Regions from separate parts of the Mus musculus genome. Here regions 1, 2 and 3 are each linked to region 4. Evidence: chromatin loops called from intact Hi-C (ENCODE). Cell type or tissue: heart. All regions are shown on one strand.

What was found. Peaks named below come from ENCODE experiments on the same cell type or tissue, not always from the same donor. Only the 100,000 strongest peaks of a DNase experiment are listed, where the experiment ranks them.
Region 1: it touches region 4 in a loop (4-fold over the local background); 25 of 42 quality-filtered maps call a loop at or near these places.
Region 2: it touches region 4 in a loop (6-fold over the local background); 19 of 42 quality-filtered maps call a loop at or near these places.
Region 3: a loop joins it to region 4, with 7 times the contacts of the local background. A loop is called at or near these places in 3 of 42 quality-filtered maps.

The regions. Positions count from the first base shown.
Region 1 is chr12:3,356,322-3,361,321 of GRCm38, forward strand. It overlaps Gm26520 (predicted gene, 26520), which reads right to left and starts at 832. Exons shown (of 2, transcript NR_166882.1): 1 at 542-832. In heart, a CTCF peak has its summit at 3,055 (motif pointing left); a DNase peak (open chromatin) is centred at 3,070; H3K4me3 peaks cover 873 bases; H3K27ac peaks cover 348 bases.
Region 2 is chr12:3,307,640-3,312,639 of GRCm38, forward strand. It overlaps Rab10 (RAB10, member RAS oncogene family), which reads right to left and starts at 2,330. Exons shown (of 6, transcript NM_016676.5): 1 at 1,653-2,330. The coding sequence starts at 1,779. In heart, no CTCF peak of the experiment used is centred here; a DNase peak (open chromatin) is centred at 2,442; H3K4me3 peaks cover 3,398 bases; H3K27ac peaks cover 2,205 bases.
Region 3 is chr12:4,232,009-4,237,008 of GRCm38, forward strand. It overlaps Cenpo (centromere protein O), which reads right to left and starts at 1,957. Exons shown (of 7, transcript NM_134046.6): 1 at 1,744-1,957; 2 at 1,523-1,649. The coding sequence starts at 1,568. It overlaps Ptrhd1 (peptidyl-tRNA hydrolase domain containing 1), which reads left to right and starts at 2,005. Exons shown (of 2, transcript NM_001204912.2): 1 at 2,005-2,270; 2 at 4,355-5,000. The coding sequence starts at 2,019. The coding sequence ends at 4,525. In heart, a CTCF peak has its summit at 1,912; DNase peaks (open chromatin) are centred at 2,103 and 2,253; H3K4me3 peaks cover 2,458 bases; H3K27ac peaks cover 1,768 bases.
Region 4 is chr12:3,233,159-3,238,158 of GRCm38, forward strand. It overlaps Rab10os (RAB10, member RAS oncogene family, opposite strand), which reads left to right and starts at 2,633. Exons shown (of 7, transcript NR_015551.1): 1 at 2,633-2,771; 2 at 4,127-4,254; 3 at 4,433-4,502; 4 at 4,871-4,954. In heart, a CTCF peak has its summit at 2,652; DNase peaks (open chromatin) are centred at 2,153, 2,623, 3,933, 4,473 and 1 weaker place; H3K4me3 peaks cover 1,906 bases; H3K27ac peaks cover 819 bases.

The sequences.
Region 1 (5,000 bases), 120 kb after region 4:
ATCAGCACTTGAGAGACAGGCAAGCAGATCTCTGCGAGTTCGAGTCCAACCTGGTCTACATACTGAGTTGCAGGACAGCCAGTTCTATAGAGAGACCCCTATCTCAAAAAGCAAACAAAGAAACAAATACAAAACCAACCAACCAAAAAAAAAAAAAAAAAAAAAAAAGCCATCCCTCTCAAAAAAGTACTTAAAGTTTACTAACAAGGAAGTTAACTGTGGCAAAGTAGAACAGAAAAAACAAAAGGAATTGTTGAGGTCAGATTACATAGATTACATATATAGATACATAGATAGATGTTTAGCAACATTATGTTGTTGTTTGTTTGTTTTCAAAGAAGGAACTGGATTCAAGGCTCAGCCATGGCTCAGAGGACCCAAGATTAATTTTTAGTACCCACCATGGGTGGCTCACAGTAGCTTCAGAGGCTCTAACACCTTCTGGCCTCAGGCACTCACCTGTACATACCCACCCTCCAGACACATATACATATACATAATTTTAAAATAACACATCTTTTTAAAGTCGCATGGTACTTACATACAGTACAAGTGGCCTGTGAGAAAGATAAGGAAGCAAGGGGTCTGTCCGCAGGCCTGAGGAGGCTGGCGAATCTCTATTGAGGCTGGAGCCTCAAGGTTCAGTGCTGGGTAGGGGGAAACCCTGGCTCTGCTGCGGGAGAAAGCAGGCAGAAGTGTGACTGCTGCCCTCAGCAGCGGAGCGGAAGCCGGGAGCGGATGTGAAGATCAGTTAAGGCTTCCGTGATTCATCTATAGATGCTCAGCGCAGCGACTGCAAGTTGATCCTTTTCATTATCCATGTTCTGTGTGTGTGTGTGTGTGTGTGTGTGTGGTGCGCGTGCGTGTGTGTGTGCGTGTGTGTGTGTGGTGCGTGTGTGTGTGCGTGTGTGTGTGTGGTGCGCGTGCGTGTGTGTGTGTGTGTGTGTGGTGCGCGTGCGTGTGTGTGTGCGTGTGTGTGTGTGGTGCGTGTGTGTGTGGTGCGCGTGCGTGTGTGTGTGTGTGTGTGTGTGTGTGGTGCGCGCGCGCGTGTGTGTGTGTGTGTGTGTGTGTGTGGTGCGCGCGCGTGTGTGTGTGTGTGTGTGTGGTGCGCGCGCGCGCGCGTGTGTGTGTGTGTGTGTGTGTGTGTGTGGTGCGCGTGCGTGTGTGTGTGTGTGTGTGTGTGTGTGTGGTGCGCGCGTGTGTGTGTGTGTGTGGTGCGCGTGCGCGTGTGTGTGTGTGTGTGTGTGGTGCGCGCGCGCGCGCGCGTGTGTGTGTGTGTGTGTGTGTGTGTGTGGTGCGCGTGCTTGTGTGCTTGTTCATTTGAGACCGGTTCTCTCTTATATGCTGCTTCCCCCTCCCATCGCCATGGAAGAGGTGTTGGGATTGCAGGACTTCCCTCCCTTCCCGGCTTTATGCATGTCCTTAGGATTCTAACTCAGACCCTCACACGTGTACAACAAATGCTGTAACCACTGTGTCATCTGCCCAGTTCCTAAATGTTTTATTAGACATGGACTCATGTAGTCCATTCTGGCATTCTGTGTATTTGAGCGTGACTTTGAACTTTACACTCCCCAACCGTTAATCCCTGAGTGCTAGGATTGAACCACAATCCCTGGCTTTATGCAGTGCTAGGGACTGAACTCAGGGCTTCATGTACTACAGTCAGGCCCTCTACCAGTTGAACTACATTCTCAGCCTCCTAATTTTTCCCCCAGACATTTCTGTTTATCCAATTTGAAGAGGCTGATGATGTATCACAGTGACTAAATTCATATCTAGGTTGCACAAGGCCCAGGATTTCCCCCAGCACTGCAAAAATAAATGAATCAATGAGAATAAATTTAAAAATAAGCATGTGGGCATAATGGCACACGCCTTTAATCCCAGCACCTGGAATGCAAAAGCAGGTGGATCTCTGCGAGTTCGAGGCCAGCCTGGTCTACAGAGTGAGTTCCAAGACAGCCAGGGCTACATAGAGAAATCCTGCCTCAAAAAAGAAACAATCAATCAATCAATCAATCAATCAATCAATCAAAGGGCTCTGGCAATGCAGGCCTGTAACCCTGGTACTCAGGTGAAAGCTGGAAGGTCAACCTTGGCTACATTGTAAATTCCAGGCTAGCCTGAGATACATAAAACTACATCTTATAAACAACAAAAAACAGATAATAAAAAATAAAATAAAAATTTTGATTGACAAATCCCAGCCTCCAGAAATTACAAAAGAAACCATGAGAAAAATCTATAGGTGAAAGAGAAGCATTTAGAAACCTGGGTTTGAATAGGCAGGCTTGGGGGTAAATCGCCAGGACACTAGGCACTGTGACAGGTGAATCAAGATTCAAGACTATCCTCTGCAATATAAATTGAAGGCCAGTCTGGGCTACTGATATTCTATCTCAAAAACAAAACAACAGCAAATGAAAAAAAGATAGAAAACCTTAGCATAGGCTCGACACTAAACACAGTAGCACACATTGGCAATCCTAGAACTCAAGAGGCTAAGGCACCAGGACTGCGTGTTTGCAACGAACCAGCATCACATAGTGAGTTCCAGGACATTCTGGACCTCAGCGAAGAGATACTGTCCCAAACAAACAACATCAATGACAATGAGAACAAATCGGCACTGGGAAGATGTCTCACTCCCTAGTTAAGAGAACTGGCTACTCTTCCAGAGGACACAGGATCAATTCCCAGCACCCACATGGTGGCTCCTAGCCATCCATAACTGCAGTCCCAGAGTTTCTGATGCCCTCTTCTGGTGTCCATGTATACTGTCCATATGTGAAGCACAGGTTAAACACCCACACACATAAAATAACCAAATTGTTAATAAAACGTAAAAAAGAAATCTAGGCTTAAAGATTGAGGGTTTAGCTTAATGGTAGAATATTTGCCTATTATGTGTAGAGGATTGATCTAAAGAACCAGAAAAAACTAAAATTAAAAGTTTTGAAATTAAAATCTAATTTTGACATACTGGAAGACTAAAATGAGCATCTTCCAGACTATGCAGTAATTTTGTCACATAGCCATATCGCCCTCTGCTGGCCAGATTTGCATAGTAGTCCAAGTCCAGAGTTAATCCTGGTTTTGTTGGTAAAGCCCCCGCTGACTGATGCATGTATTCTATCTTCTTGGTATAGTTTTATGGCTGTGATCTGACTGTCACTTGGCCTTTACTTGAAGAAGCAGCTGACATGGGAATCCCCTGGGGAAAAAGAACTTTTTGTATACAGCTGAGTGTGGTAGTACACACTGTAATCTCAGCATTTGGGAGGTTAAAACAGGTTGGGCTATATGCTGAGTAAGCACTTTCATTATCTGGCCTGTCACTTTATGGTAACACAACCCACTGCGTAAGGGAAAGACCACAGGGCTGTGGGGTTGGAGTTTCAGTGGTTTTGTTTCTGGTTTGATTTTATTATTTTAATTTATTTTCTATTATTTTGGTTTCTTCCCTCTTAGAAACCTCGTGAGTCGGAAGCTTCCCAGCTGGGCCCTCTTTAAAAACAAGGATATTTCCAAGGACACGCCTCTAATCCCAGCACTCAGGAGGCAAAGGCAGGCACATCTCTGTGCATTCGAGGTTAACCTGGTCTGCAGAGTAAGTTCCAGGACAGCCAGAGCTATGCAATGAAACCCGGTCTCAAAATAAATAAATAAATAAAATTAGTTAATTAATTATTAGTATTTTCCCATTTCCTAGGAGTTACAGGAGGCCCATGCAAGTGATAATCATGGGACTACTTTAGTCAAAGTAGAGCATACTACAGTAGAAGGTTACTTCTGGTTTCACTTCATTAATTTCTTACCCTAAAAGTTTTTAACATGTGCTCATTTGCTTAACAAACAAGAGTGATTGCCTAAGTTTGTACAATCACAAAATTCAGTGTGTTGAATGTGAAAAAAAAAAAGGAAGCATGGGGGCAAAAATCATGCTCTTGCCTGTAGGGGACATACGTGATGGAGAGAAAGACAGACTTGGTTGTCCCAAGTCCCGCTATAAAGAGTCCTGTAAGAGTTACACAGTGGAAGCCCTGGGCCAGCCTGGTTTGCAGAACAAGTTCCAGGACAGCCAGAGTTACACAGAAACCCTGTCTTGAAAAAAAACAAAAACCAAACAAAAAAGAAAGACCTTGTCTCAAAGTAGAATAGAGGACTGGCCAGACGGCTTGGTGGGGAAGAGTGCTTGTTTCACAAGAGTGACTGCGTTACTTAGGATTCTCTCTGTCTCTCTCTATTAAAAAATAAAGTTCTGAACTCTGGGTGTGATTTGAGGGTGTTTCCAGAGGGGTTTACTGAAGGGGAAAGCAGGCCTGTGTAAGGAAAGTCTCATTGAATAGTGTAAGCAGGACCCAGGTGGGGTTGAGCTGTGGAAGATGAGGCTATGTAGACAGGAGTAGAGGGAGGAGGACACCTCAAGCAGAGGAGCAGCAAGGGAGCACAGGGACACAGGGAAACAGTGGTGCATCTTAGGGGGACTGCAAGTCAGCATAGCTGGAGAATAAAACATGGAAGAATGGTGGAGTCTGGCGTGGTGGCACACGCCTTTAATCCCAGCACTCGGGAGGCAGAGGCAGGCGAATTTCTGCGTTTGAGGCCAGCCTGGTCTACAGAGTGAGTTCCAGGACAGCCAAGGCTACACAGAGAAACCCTGTCCCCCCCCCCAAAAAAAAACAACAACAACAAACAACAAACAAAAAGAATGGTGAGAGATGGGGCTGGAGAGATGGCTCAGAAGTTAAAAGCACTGGCTGCTGCTCTTCCAGAGGTCATGGGTTCAATTCCCAGCACCCACATAGAAGCTCACGTCGGTCAGTAATTCCAATTCTAGGGGGTCTGGCACCTTCAAACATACATACAGACAAAGCACCAAGACACGTAAGACAGAAATACATAAATCTTAAGACACAAAACTCTGCTTTGAGAGACACTGCTCTGTGTGTGGATGAGGGGGAAAGGAACGTATTTACTTCTTTAGAAAAGGAACT
Region 2 (5,000 bases), 74 kb after region 4:
TCAATGCCCAGTACCTGAGGACAGGCAGCTGGGGGGCTAAGTAGCTTTCTTCACCAGGAAACTTTACTTCCTACTTTCACCTACCCGTTCTCAAGAGCAGGTTAAAAAAAAAAGGATCGCACACTAAATTCTCTTTCAAAGAGGCTACCTCTCCTCTGATCCAATTCATACTTGTCTTTCAGACTACGTTTTAAACATCCATGCAAAGCAGATTCCCCATAATTCAGACTACTCCCCTTCCTCCCTCTCCTCACTCTAGTGCTTTGCACACTGTTGTTGCCTTCTTTATCAGAATGCTCAAGGGGTCTATTGTATCGACCACTTATTTTCAACGCTTTTAACAGTGCCTAGAACTTGGTGCTCAATAAATATTTGCTGATCTAGCCACCTGACTGACCCAGCTACACTTCAAAGCAAACTTAGTGCTGTGTAAGTGCTAACCCACTAAGCAGAGGACAAGTTCAAGCTTCGTGATATTTTGACAATCCTGCCCACCAGTAAGGTAAAACAACCTATTTTAAATAAAAATTTGCTCATCTTAATTGCAGTATAACTTAAGCATATTTTGCGAAAATATGCTTAAGCTACTTACAAATATGTCTTAAGGAAATCCTATACTATAAATTGGTTAAAACAAGATTTTCACAATTCTTAAGGAAAACCACTAGAGTCGCTTCTCATCGTGAAGCTAGTTACATTTATCACAAGTTTTCCTGCACTGCTCTAATGCCGGAGCTGAGGTTCAAAAATGAAAGACACCGGATACTTTAAAAAACCAGGGAGGGGGGTGGTCATGTACAGTTACTTTGACAAAATTGATGTTGGTGCCAGCGTCAAAACGACTTTCTTGAAACCTTCCCTTTTCATTTCCGAAACAGGAAACCCATTTAAAAGGTCAGTTTTTATTTCCATACCAAGTAATTCCGAAATATGTGGTAGTACATTAGAAGTCCTTAGAGCCATGACTGACGAAAGATTTTCCTGTAAATTCTAACATCAAGTAAAACATTAGAACTTGACTTGATTCCATTGGGTTGAAAACAGAAACCGTCCATCTGCTTCGTTGAGGTCTTGAAAAAGCACTGTGAGCCAACCATGCCAGATTCCCACCCCAAGCACGAAGGGCCTCCGATTGTTTGACACATCAATGGTTCAGTCAAGACAGCCAACTCACTTTCCCCCGCCCCTCTCATTTTCCTTAATGATTCTGCAACTCTCAAGTTTACTCCAAGTTACAGTCAGATAGAATATTTTCTCTTTGACCCCCAATTCGGGCCTTTGCCACATAGCCAGTACTGCTTCAATCCCAACCACTAAATTACGTCTATTACAAATAGCACATCAAGTAACTTCATGCAATTATGGTAAGGCCAGGCAAGTCACTTAAAGAAACCGGATTCTGGAACGCTGCTAAATGCTGCATATTTTGTGCCAGAAGGCACCGAACAGAGAAGGAGACTTGAGACCGGATGGTAAGCATGGGAAGACCCCGCCCCAGTAAGGCTATTCCGATTCCAACAGTAACTTAGGTCTGTCGTCTGGAATCGGAATCACTGGAACAAAGGCGTAAATTCCGGGAAGCAAGATGTCTGGAATAAAAGAAAACGGCTCGCGGCTACAGAGCCCCCACACCATCCTCCCACAGGTCTTACCTATGGTGGAAATAAAGGTGGTATTGAAGGCATCGTCCGAAAAACGAAAAAGGACGCAGGTCTTGCCCACTCCCGAGTCCCCGATCAGGAGCAGCTTGAAAAGCAGGTCGTACGTCTTCTTCGCCATTGGGAGGAGCGGCTCGGGCGCTCGCCGCCGGTAGCCCCAAGGGATCGGAACTGCTCACTACAACCAACTCCTCACCCGGGCGTTCTGGGGCCGCAGCAGCCGGGTAGCGTGTGCGGAAGGAGAAAGCAGCTCTCGAGACGGAGCAGGAGACCTTCCGAACGGCCTCGTCGAGGAAGCCCCGACGGTGGCGGCGCCCGTGCCTCCGAGGGGCGGCGCCCGCGGCTCCGCAGCCTCTCCCAGCCGCTCCGCCCGGTTCCGGGGAGTCGGTCGGGACAAAATGGCCTCCCCTCCCCCCTCAGCGCAGCTCGGCCGGGACGCTCCCACGGGCGGACGAGCGAGCTCTACGTCGAGGGAGCGCGGCGGGCTTGAACACGGCCTCCGCCCGGAGCAGAAACCCCGCGCTAGGACACGGGCGAGGGCAGCGGGAGGTCTCGCGAGCCGACAAGCCCTGCTACATAACCCCAGGAAACAGAGCCGCCCCGGCCAGAGCCACCTTTTTCCCCGTGCCCTCTCACGCCGGCGTGCGCGCAGCCTGAGACGCACGCAAGGACGTACACCCGCCCTTCTCTCGCGCCCTCGCCCCTGCGGCCCGCCTCTGCGCACGCGCGCGGGCGGGCAAGTAGGGCACGCGGAGGCGGGACCAGAGGGGGCGAGGCCGCGGGCGCGCTCCCTACGGCCTCCTGATTGGGTGAGCGGCTTGACGAACACGCCCCGCGGGGGAGGTGCGGCCCGGGAACTGCGCAGGCGCACTACGTCCGTATAGCTCCTGCCCTCCCTCCCTTGCCTTTTCCGGGGCGCCCAGCTGACTGCTGGAATCCTCTACTCCCTCTCAGTATCCTGTTGAGGAGCTAAGGATGTTAGCCCAGCGACGGGCGTGGCTGGCTGTGTGTGTGTGTGTGTGTGTATAGTTCATATAGATGAGAGAGAAAGAAGTGCTCTGGGCCACTCAGGAACCTCCTTACTAAACCCGGACATCTCCAGAAGAGATCCCGCTTGTGGGCTGGTCCTGACAACCTGGTCTCCTTAAGAAGCTAGAGTTGATAGAGCCGGGATTCCAAACTGAAAAAGGCGCAGCGCTCCTGGGGTTGGAATGATGTCATCGGCCTGAGGAACCCCGGGTGCGGGGAGAACCTCCCTGCGAATGGAAGCTTCTTTGCTGCTTCGGGCCTAAGCAGCCCTTGGAATCCCGGGAGCTGAAGCGCTCTATTCAGAAAAGGCGGGCGGTCACTGTAGCCAAAGTTGTACCACCAAATCGAAAATCTGAAAGCCTGCCCCATCCCAACCGATCTCTTCCTTGCTTTTCACTTGTTTGTAGGTTGGTTGTTTTGTTGCAAAGTCTGTACACCAGTACTGACTTCCAATTCATGAATCTCCAGTCTCAGCCTCCTGAGGGCTACTCTGGTGGGGTAACTCCACCACACCTGTGCCATGTCTTTTCTCTAGTTTTGTCCCTTTTCCCTCTCTCCCTATCAGTTTTATTTACACCTCCCTTTTCTTCCTTTCTATAGTCGAAATAAGCAAATTTCTAACTTACCTTTCTAAGTATGCTCCAGCACCCGCAGAATGTGATGGTAGAATGGTTGAACCTGATGAGCTGATTCACCAATAAGGAGATTTTTATTTAGGTAAATTTTATATACACACACACATAACTAATTAGCATATAACAAATATATAAGCATATTAAATAAAAATAAGCTACACTTTGGCAGACACCTCGCCATCACCAACATGTGCATTTCATGTGTAAGTAAAGCCTTTGATCATGTTCTTTTCTGACCATCTTAGATGTGATCATGCTCTTCAAAGACTTGTCCTCCTTCTAAACACCCATAAGCCTTTGAAGGTGTTTGTGTTCTCTAAACCATCTCCCAGTTGATTCTCTGATTGGTTTTAGTTTTCTCATTAAACTATATCCTCCAAATCATTCTTCCTCCAGCTGGGACTGTCGTGCTGTATCATGAATCAACAATTCTATTAAAAGTTGTCGGTAAGCTTCTCAGCTTTGTCTTAGCTCAGTCATAATCTTGAGCACCCCAGGAAAATCTTCAAGGAGCTGGGGATGTAGCGCACTTGTACAGTGCCTGTCTAGCATAAATGAAGCCCTGGGTTCAATTCTTGCAAGTTGGGGACCAGAAAATCAGAAGTGTAGAGTCATCTTTGATAACAAAAGAGAATTGGATGTCAGCCTGGGAGACCTTGTCAGAATGTGGAGGTGGGTTGAGATTATTCTTTCTCAAATAGCTCAATTGATTAAATTCCAATACTGTAAAGCATTCTGAAAGTCCTAGTCTGTAAATTACCCAGGCAAGCCTCAACCTTCTCCAGATTCGCCCTCCCAAGTTTGCAGGTGTGTGCTACCGCCCCTTCTTGAATGTAATTGGATTTATTAGTTTTTAAAGTAGAAAGCTGAATTTGGGAAACAATACTATCACACAAATTTGGGAAGTAATGGACTGCTAGAAATAATTACCATTTTTTTCAATTTTTTATTAGGTATTTATTTCATTTACATTTCCAATGCTATCCCAAAAGTCCCCCACATGCTCCCCCACCCACTCCCCCACCCACCCACTCCCACTTCTTGGCCCTGGCGTTCCCCTGTACTGAGGCATATAATGTTTGCACGACCAATGGGCCTCTCTTTCCACTGATGGCCGACTAGGCCATCTTCTGATACATATGCAGCTAGAGACATGAGCTCCGGAGGGTACTGGTTAGTTCATACTGTTGTTCCACCTATAGGATTACAGATCCCTTTAGCTCCTTGGTTATTTTCTCTAGCTCCTCCATTGGGGGCCCTGTGATCCATCCAATAGCTGACTGTGAGCATCCACTTCTGTGTTTGTTAGGCCCCAATAATTACCATTTTTAAATTCATTCTATATCCCAGTTGTTTCCAAACTTTGTATTCTGAAATTTTGCAAATTATTTGGTCATATTTACTAACAGTTGTTTTCATTCTTAAATCAGGATCATGGAATGGTAGATCCTTGAGATCATAATTTTGTTGGATGTAGTTAAAATGTCTGTAATCCTAATACTCAGGAGCTGAGACACAAGGATTGGCTGCTCAAAGCTAGCCTCCAGCAAATACTGAGCTAGAGACCCTCTCATTCTTCCCATCCTTTCCCAGCTACAAAACTAAAAAGGAATTGACTTTCTGGTTATTGGGAATTGAACCCTTATACATACTAGGCAGGTCTTCACCCACCTCTCTG
Region 3 (5,000 bases), 1.0 Mb after region 4:
TATTAGCTTCCTGCTACTGCTCAGTTAGCTTTCATATACCACCGAGGACCACCTGCCGCAATGGGTTAGGTGCTCTTCCAATTAAGAAGCAATAAAAAAAAAAAAAAAAACGCCCTAAAGAAACTGCCCATAGACCAATCTGATGAGTTAATTCCTTAACAATTGAGGTTCCCTCTTCACAGGTTGCATCAAGTTGACAACCAAAAACAGTCGTCACAATAGATAACTCATATATCTAGGGCATATTTATTTATTTATCTGTTTATTGAGACAGGGTCTTTCCTACACGACTGGCCCAGAATTCACTATGTAGATCAGGCTGTCCTTGAACTCACAGAGATCCACCTGCTTCCACCCAGAGTGCTGGGATCAAAGACATGTACCATCACAACTGGTCTGCCATAAATTTATAAAGCCATAGGCCCAAATAACCAAACCAGAGACCATTAACCTCTCTGCTGGCCACTGGTGTAAAAACACCCACTAATTAGTACGCTCACTTGAAAAGAACAAGAGACTCCTGATTTGTCTACTGCTTGCTTTGTGGGCAGCAGCATTTCATCTAAGCCTGCTTATCACAGAAGCACAAATCTATGGTGGGAAAGGCCGATTCTCCATGCTTTCCCACAACCCAGATGAAACCTCCCTAGAGAAGTCCAATGCTTCACCTCATGTAACTAGTTTCCTTAAGCAGATCCAATATTTACTTTGCAGGGTTCACAAGAATATACATTCACAAAAATCCTTTCTTCATTTGTCTTGGGACAGCCCAGACCTGGCTCATTCATCTATCCAGCCAAGGCTAGACATCAAATTACTAGTGTATAGCTCCTTTAAAAAACAAACAAACCAACTTGCATAAGATCAAGAGAGAGCCACAGTAGGCAGCATGTTGGCCCTTCACTTGCTTTTCTTCCCGTTACTGACTCCTGACTTCTTTTATTTCCTCTGGAGCCTGAGCACAGCAGTTCCTTCTCTCTGCTGTATTTAGTTCCTCTCCAAGTTCACACGATAAGCAGTGGTAATTGCCAAGCAGAGAGAGAAAACCAACATAATCATAACTAAATGTTTCAATCTTTTGGATTGGAGATGACAAGGGAACTGGAGAATAATTGACCTGTCGAAGTTTGATGATTATTCACAAACTTTCACTCGTCACTTGTTTAGCCAGGTGTGCTGACACACAGAAGGGCAAGTTACTGGCAAATTTGGGATTACATAGTAATTTAGTTCTAGGGTATGGATTATACTTGATTGCAACATATTTTTAACAATTAAGTCATCAAACTTTTAGTTTTTAGTAACAATTTCAACCCACATGATGCTTTCACATTAAGTTTTGTTTAAAGGAGAAAGAAAATGAGGCAGAACTATAATGTGTCCAAGCCACAAAATTTCCTAAGATAGAGCCCTGAATCAAATCCATATCTAATCGCCAAAGTTACTGCCTTACAGTGTCCCTTCCTTTGCAATAAAGTCTGGAAACACTGTGGTACAGAGAAAGCCAAACCCCTTTGAATACCTCCTTTGCACTTCCTGCCTGGACACAAAGTATTTGCAGACTCCATCTCCTCTTCGGGTTCTCAAGTGTTTTTTCTTACGATGCTGGACGTACAAGGCAGGGTTAACATGGACCCGAACGTCCTTAACTGTAAATAGTAAAAGACACGCAATCACCAATCTATTGCCACTATTGCCTGACAGTCCCGGGATAAGCAAAGTGTCCCCGCTGGCGTCCCTTACCTTGGACTGGTCAGCCCTGTCCACGCCTACCTCACCGCCGTGGCCACTATGGTCCAGCCGGGCTTCCTCGAACACCCAAAGAAGCTGTACAGTAATGCTAATCTGTCTACCACTGGGTCTTGCTTTCTCGCCAAAGCTCCCTCACTCAGGATGCAGTTTAAGAATTCCCGCCGAGAGCAACTGAAGTAACAACGTAACCCACTGATCCCAGAGTGCTTTGTGCTTCCGCCGTACACGAACATGGTGGCGCCCAGCAGCTCCACACTAATCCCAGCATGCACCGCAAGGTACGTCCGGCCAGTCTGATGATCAGGAAGATGGCATGCTCTGGGGTGGAGCCACAGATCCTTGTACAGTACTTAGTATTACGAAAGGATCTATCTCAGGCTCCCTTTTCCTGGCCCACCGGCGCACTGGTAGCGCAGGCTTGTCACGCCGCCACAGCAGCCTTGCACCTTCATCGAGACCATCCGCACACGGCAGCTTATCTCCGGGAGCTGGGGCGCATGCGCAAGGTGGTTCTCGAGGTGAGGCGTGGGGAGTATCCGGAGGGACCCTAAACGGGGGTGGGGTGCCGAGGCCGGAAGTAGATCTGCTCTTGGGCCCAACCCTTAGCTTCCGGAAGTACGTGTGGCATGATTGTAGGAGGGATCACTAAGAGTTTGGGAATGGTCTGCGCTACGCAGTGAACCTTCCCTTTGGCAGAGCATGACTGTGAAGAACCGACGCAGACCCTGCTATCACAGCGTTCACCAGAAATTGGTTGTTCCAGTGTCCCTTAGATCCCTGGGAACGAAGCTGGGGAAAGCGTGGCGCTTATGCCTGTGCACCAATCTGCCTTTTAAAACTGGGCCTAGCCGGGCGAGGTGGCGCACGCCTTTAATCCCAGCACTTGGGAGGCAGAGGCAGGCAGATTTCTGAGTTCGAGGCCAGCCTGGGCTACAAAGTGAGTTCCAGAACAGCCAGGGCTATACAGAGAAACCCTGTCTCAAAAAAAAAAAAAAAAAAAAAAAAAAAAAGAAAGAAAAAGAAAAAAGCTGGGCCTAAAATTAGCACTGCCTTAATATTGTTAGTAAGAAATAGAGGCTGTTTATTTAAAAGGAGAAATGCTCAGTGAGTGGGGAAAAGGAGTATGTTTTTCAGAAGCTCTGAGTCTCAAGTCTCCTAACTGACATTTACATAGCACCTGCTTCTCTAGAGAAATCTTTATCCAGGAAAACACTGGCAAAGGGGTGAGAGTGGAGGAACAATGGCCAAAGGGACCAACGTGCCAACCTACATCTGTGTTCAACTTTCTGAGGGGTCCTTTCCCATCTTGGTGATTTACATACGCATTTGATTAACCCTTTTTTAAAGATCTACTTAAATTCTGTGTAGGTGTGTGTGTCTGTGGGACATATGCACATGGGTGCAGACGTGTAGGTGTGTGTGTCTGTGGGACGTATGCACATGGGTGCAGACGTGTAGGTGTGTGTGTCTGTGGGACGTATGCACATGGGAGGACAGAGTAGGATGTAGGCTCTTCTGCAGTTATAGGCAGTGAGAACATCCCACTGTGGGTTCTAGGAACTGAACTCTGGTCCTCTGGACACGGAGCATCTCCTCAGCTCCTGGACTAACTCTTAAGGGTTAGGACCATATGATATTCTTTACCAGAAAGCCTTCTCCTAGATCTCCTGGAATTTAAAAAAGTTGTATTTGTATCCAGGTCAAGATCCTGTTGGCCTTAGATCCTATTCTGCTGACCAAAAAGCATATAATAGGGTAGATGAAAAGGGTTGGTGAGATGGCTCATTGGGTAAAGGCATATGCCACCAAGTCTGACAACCCTAGTTCTATCCCTGGACTCACTTGATGGGAAGAAAAAAAAAACAAAAACAAATCTTACAAGTTATTCTCAGTGTGCATGCATAATATAATATTCTAGTTTGCTTTTTGTTGCTGAGAAAAATACCATGGCCAAAAAAAAATCAACTTGGGAAGGAAAGGATTTATTACACCTTACAGGTTACATCAATCATCTAGAGAAGCCAAAGCAGGAACTTAAGGCAGAAATCTTGAAGCAGAAACCACAGAGGAACACTGTTTACTGGCTCTCCTGACCTTCAACTATTTTACTTATACACTTAAGGCCAATTTGCCTAGGGATGGTACTGCCCACAGTGGACTGAGCCCTCTTATATCAAATAGTTGAGAGATGTGTCCTGCATCAACTTAGGCTTGGGCCTGAGGGGATGAGAGAGGGAGAAGGAAAGTATATGTAATTTTAGAAGTCTTCCCAGTGGTCAGCTGAGTCACAGATAGCTTAAGGGTGAAGGTGAGCTGCAGTAGGCGCCAGCCATAGGGAACTAGAAACTATATAGCAGAATTCAATACAAAAAAGAGAATTGCATTTTATTAACAGGGTATCGAGCCTCCTTCTCAGCCCCTTCCTAGCCACTTCTGTAAGATCCTAAAAAAAGGAAATAGCAAACCAATGGGCACAACTGTTGCTCTACAGTTCTTTGGTGGAGCCACAGCTCCAGTTACAGAGCCCGTCCCCACTCTTGTGACCTTCTGACACTTCCTAAATGGGTCATTCAGTCTGTGTTGTGTGTTCTGCAACTTGTAGGCTGCTGATGAGACCACCTTGAAGGAGCTGGCTGAGACCCTGCAGCAGAAGAACATTGACCACACGCTGTGGCTGGAGCAGCCGGAGAACATTGCCACATGCATAGCCCTGAGGCCATACCCCAAGGAAGAAGTGAGCCAGTATTTGAAGAAGTTCCGATTGTTCAAGTGACTGTAGTTCTGGGAGAACTGAAAGTCAGCTGGGTCTGGGGAGCCAAATGGCCACCATCCTGAAGCATTGTGGGTTCCTTTCAATGTTGTTATACTCTTCCCCTCTAGTTATGGTGGTTTCTTAAGAACCAGCACAAATTCAAATTAAAGCTCTCATTAATAAGCACCTACTACTATCATCATTATCATCATTGCCACTAAGTTCAAGTGAGGAGAGTGGATAAGCATCACTATTATCTGTGGGTCATCGCTGACACACAATATGTTTTCTGTTGGGAATAATGGACTTCAGGTCACTCAGGTTTAAAATGTTGCCTTTGAGTTCCTTACCTCCCCTCCCTCTCTCTGCTCCCCATTTCCCTCTTCTTTCCTTGATGTCCCATGACTGGCCTCCAGTCTCTGGTGCCATAATAGAATGCTTCTTTTCTTCCTCTTTCCTGACACCTAACACATCACCTTCACAAAGTCTTCCAGCC
Region 4 (5,000 bases):
AATGTGCTTATGAAAATACGTCAAGATAATGAAATACAGTGCAGCCAACTAAAGGAAATAACATTCAATAAGATCTGTCTTAGGGTTTCTATTCCTGCACAAACATCATGACCAAGAAGCAAATTGGGGAGGAAAGGGTTTATTCCGCTTACACTTCCATACTGCTGTTCATCACCAAAGGACGTCAGGACTGGAACTCAGGCAGTCAGGAAGCAGAAGCTGATGCAGAGGCCATGGAGGGATGTTCTTTACTGGCTTGCTTCCCCTGGCTTGCTTAGCCTGATCTCTTATAGAACCAAGACTACCAGCCCAGAGATGGCCCCACCCACAAGGGGCCTTTCCCCCTTGATCACTAATTGAAAAAATGCCTTACAGTTGGATCTCATGGAGGCATTTCCTCAACTGAAGCTCCTTTCTCTGTGATCACTCCAGCTGTGTCAAGTTGACACAAAACTAGCCAGTACAAGGTCCTTCTTATCATAAATATTCACATCAATTGAGCAAAAATGTCTTGTTTTCTATGAATAAGCACAATTTTAATGTATTCTAATTTGTCTAATTACTAATACACCTGTACACTAAAAAAATACACTATTATTGTTACTAGCACAGAGTAGAACTCTCAGGCAGTCAAGATTAACTCTTTTCTGTGTTAAATCACTTTTCTTCCTGCTATAACACCTTGTACAGGTTTCTTCATAATGTGCTTATGAAAATACATCAAGATAATGAAATGCAGTGTATACAACTAAAGAACATACAATAAGATCCTTATTGCATTTAGAAATTCACATCAATTAAGTGAAAATGTCTTGTTTTCTTTGAATAAAAAGAGTTATAATGAATTCTAATGTGTCTAATTACTAGTACACCTGGTCACTACATCACAGATGGGATGGTCACTGCATCTCAGGTGGAATGGTCACTGCATCAAAGTTGGAATTGTCACTGCATCACAGGTGGGATAGTCACTGCATCACAGGTGGGATGGTAACTATATCTCAGGTGGCATGGTCATTGCATCCCAAGTGGGATGGTCAAAACATCTCAAGTGGGATGGTCACTGATTCTCTGGTAAGACTCACTACATCTCTCAGATGGGGTGGTCACTGCATCCCATGTGGGATGTTCACTGCATCTCAGGTAAGATGGTCACTGCATCTCAGGAGGGATGGATACTACATCTCAGGTGGGGTGGTCACTGCATCACAGGTGGGATTGTCATAGTATCTCACGTGAGATAGTCACAACATCTCAGGTGGCATGGTCACTGCATCTCAGGTGGGACAGTCACTGCATCACTAGTGGGATTGTCATCCCATCTCACTTGGGATGGTCACAACTTCACACGTGGGATAGTCACTGAATCTTAGGTGGATGGTCACTGCATTTCTGTTAAGACGACTCTCTACATCTCAGGTTGGATAGTCATTGCATCCCATGTGGGATTTTCACTGTATCTCAGGTAAGATGGTGACTTCATCTCAGGAGAGACGATCACATCTCAAGTGGTCACTTCATCTCAGGTGGGATGGTCACTACATCTCAGGTGGGATAGTCAACTGCATCACAGGTGGGATTATCATCCCATCTCACCTGGGATGGTCACTACATTTCAGATGGCATAGTCACTGCATCCTAGGTGGAATGGTTACAACATCTCAGGTGGCATGGACACTGCATCTCATGTAAGAATCACTCAGGTAGAATGTTCACTGCATCAAAGGTGAGATGGTCACTGCATCTCAGGTGGATGGTCACTGTATCTCAGGTAGGATAATCACTGTCAATACATCTCAAGTGGCATGCTCACTACATCTCATGTGGGATGGTCACTGCATCACAGTTGGGATCGTCACTGCATCTCAGGTGAGATGGTTACTGCATCTCAGGTAAGAGTCATTACATCTCCCTTGGGATGGTCACTGCATCACAGGTGAGATGGTTACTGCATCCGCTCCGGTTGGTGTCAAAGGATATGGATTTGCCTGCGGTGAAGCGGCCACGGTGAGGGGAGGCCGGGCATGCGGGCGCTTCGACCCGGTGACAGGGCAGCGTATTAATACGGTACGTTCCTGGGAGGTTAGACCCGGAGATGTACAGGTAGGAACTACACCTCCCAGCGTGCCTCCCAGTGAAACTCGGGGCTACTGTGGCGTCACTTCCTATGGCAAACAGGAAGTCATGCCTAAAGCAGGAAATAACTGCAACTCCCAGCATGCTTGAACCCTAACTTCCAGACAGGAAGTTCCTCCGTTCCAACAGGAAGTGAGTCCTTCTACCGCATTGTAAATCTCACGAGAACTCGGAGCGGCAGCGTGACATTGAAGACTTCCAGTTCCGGGTTCCGCTGATCAGAAGCGGACAAGCAAACAGCGGATGTGCAGTTCCTCTCTTCGCCGAACCCGGTTTTCCCTTTCGGAGCAGCGCGACCGATTTCCGGTTTCCCCGCCGCAACCACCGTTACCCCCCCCCCGCCCCAATCCCCGGCGACTCCAGCGACGTCACCGGTTCAGCTCCTGACCTTTCGGCGAACCGCAGAACCACAGGCGACCCGTTCGACGTCATCACTCCCCGCCCAGATGTCGCTGTGACATCACCCCGCACGTGCCTGCGCTGGCACCGCGTCGTCCTGGCGAGCGCCTCCTCGCGGCGGAAGGAGATCCTGGGGTTCGCTGTGCGAGACATGTCGGCGGGGTTTCACGTGAGTGACACTTGGTCCCCACGGGATTGACAGCGACTAGCGGAGTGGCATGTGGACGTAGCTTCAGGTGAGTGACCTGTTTTTTCCCAAGAGGCACTGACAGACAGGCCAGGGACGGAGCCTGAGCGAGGGCTGGGAGTGGCTGAGCGTGAGTGACAGGGGCCTGGGGCGGGGTCTTAACTAAGCTCCTGCAAGAGACATAGATTTGCATGGGGTCTAAGTTTCATTGCTGCTCGTTTGCATGAATTTGAGTGAATTTGAATGGCTGCTTGGTTTTGTTCTACCCAGGTTTATATAACCTCCCCTGACCTGTATAAATTAGCATATCGTGTACGTTGGGAATTTGCATACGCTCATGTGACATCAGTTTCGCATGATGAAAATTTGCATAAATTTGCATAATGACAGCTCCCCTGAGTAAATTTCCATAAACATAAACGATGTTATGGCTTTACTCTGCGTGTATTTGTCATGTAAATTTGCATGCATTTGCATAAAACTGCATGACGTTATGGCTTTTCCTGAGTTCAGATGATGTCACAGTTTCCCTCCTTGCCATTGACACGTGTCCAGATGATGTCATCACCCTGTGACACCCCCCCCCCCGCATTTGTATATATTGTATATATTCTCTTGACGTCCTGGCTGGGGGTGTGCCCAAGAGTGATTGAGTCATTGTGGGCAGGGCCTTGACGCGTGTCTGACCCCACCCATTCACCCCTTCCCCCCACCCCAGGGCCTGGCCTTCATGGTCGTCCATCCTGCCTTCCCCGAGATGCTGAGCAAGGCCACCTGGCCCTGCCTCCAGTACTTTGCCGCGAGGGGGGGGGGGCACAAAGGTCAGTGGGAAGGGGCCTCAGGGTAGCTACTTTCATCTTTTTAGGAAGATGGGCGTGGTCTGTTGGTGGCCATACCCACTGTAAGTGGCATCATGATTGCAGTTCTGAGTTTGGGAGAAGAGGGTGGGTTCTGGGGATGATGGAGCGGGGAAATGAGGTCACCACACCAACCACAAGTGATGTCACTTCCTGCTTTTTGGGAGCTTTATGGGCAAGACATCAGGATGGTGGGTGGGGCCAGGCCCACTGGAAGTGATGTCATTTTCAGGATTTCTGACTTGTGGGTGGGGCTTCTGTGAGGGGCTGCCAGGAAGTCTGGTATGATGTCACTTCCAGCTCCACCCGTCCCTCCCCCAGGAAGACCCAGAGACCTTGACCCTGTGGTGGTGTGTGGCCCTGCCCCTTCCACACCCATTGCAGGCCTCGACCCTTTTCATCTTATCCCCGCCCACTTCCCAACGCCATTGCACACTTCCAGCCAAGCCCACTGTGCCTGGCCATGCCCTCCACTTCCTGTCCCGCCCATCACCTCAGGCCCTGCCTGCTTACTTCCTGTCATGCAAATTTGTGCAAATCTATTCAGGTGACCTCACTGACCCCGCCCCTGACTCCACCCCTTGTGATGACCCCACCACTGACCCACAGGCCTTGGAGGGGCTGATCCTGGAGAAGTCAAAGGACCAGGAGGACGCCATGGGGGGTGCTGTACAGGTGAGTGGGGCCTTCTGGGGACGGAGCAGGCAGAACAGAAAGTGACATCATAGGAGAAAACAGGAAGTGAAAAGTGGGACTGGAAGTGGTGGGCATAGTCAAGAAGTGATGGGCATGGTGGTTTGGTGGGCATGGCCTGGATGAACCCTGACCCCTGTGACCCCGTCCCATCCCCCAGGCTGAGCAGGAAGCAGAGCAGCACAGCGTCATCATGAGGGTAGCCATCTTCACCTGGGGCATCCACGGAGGTGAGCAGAGTGTTGTGGGCAGGTTCACAGGGTCAATGTTGGCAGTGGGGGGGGCGGGGGGGAGCGTTACTTTGTGGGGCGGGGCCTGGGGTGACGTCATTGGGGAGGGAGCTTCCTGTCTATGCCATAACTTACTTTCTGCAGGGTCATAACCTGGAGGTGGGTCTTTTATGTTGGGGATGGGGTTAGATGACATCATCAGTGTGTGGGGGTGGAACTTCCTGTATGAGGTGGGACTTCCTGTCTGAGGCCCTGACAGGAAGTACCACCCCCACCCCAGGAAGTTTAGGCCAAATGAGTCACCCAGGCCCTGCCCCTGACCCCCAAGGCCCCACCCCATCGCCTGACCCTGCCCCCTTTCCCCGCAGGCCCTGCCCAGGAAGTGACTTTCTCTCTACTGTAGGAGGAGCTGATCCACGACTACTTGGACAACAGCACACCAGCGAAGGATGGTGAGGCCCTGCCCCCTGCCTGCACATGACACTGCCCACGCCCTGT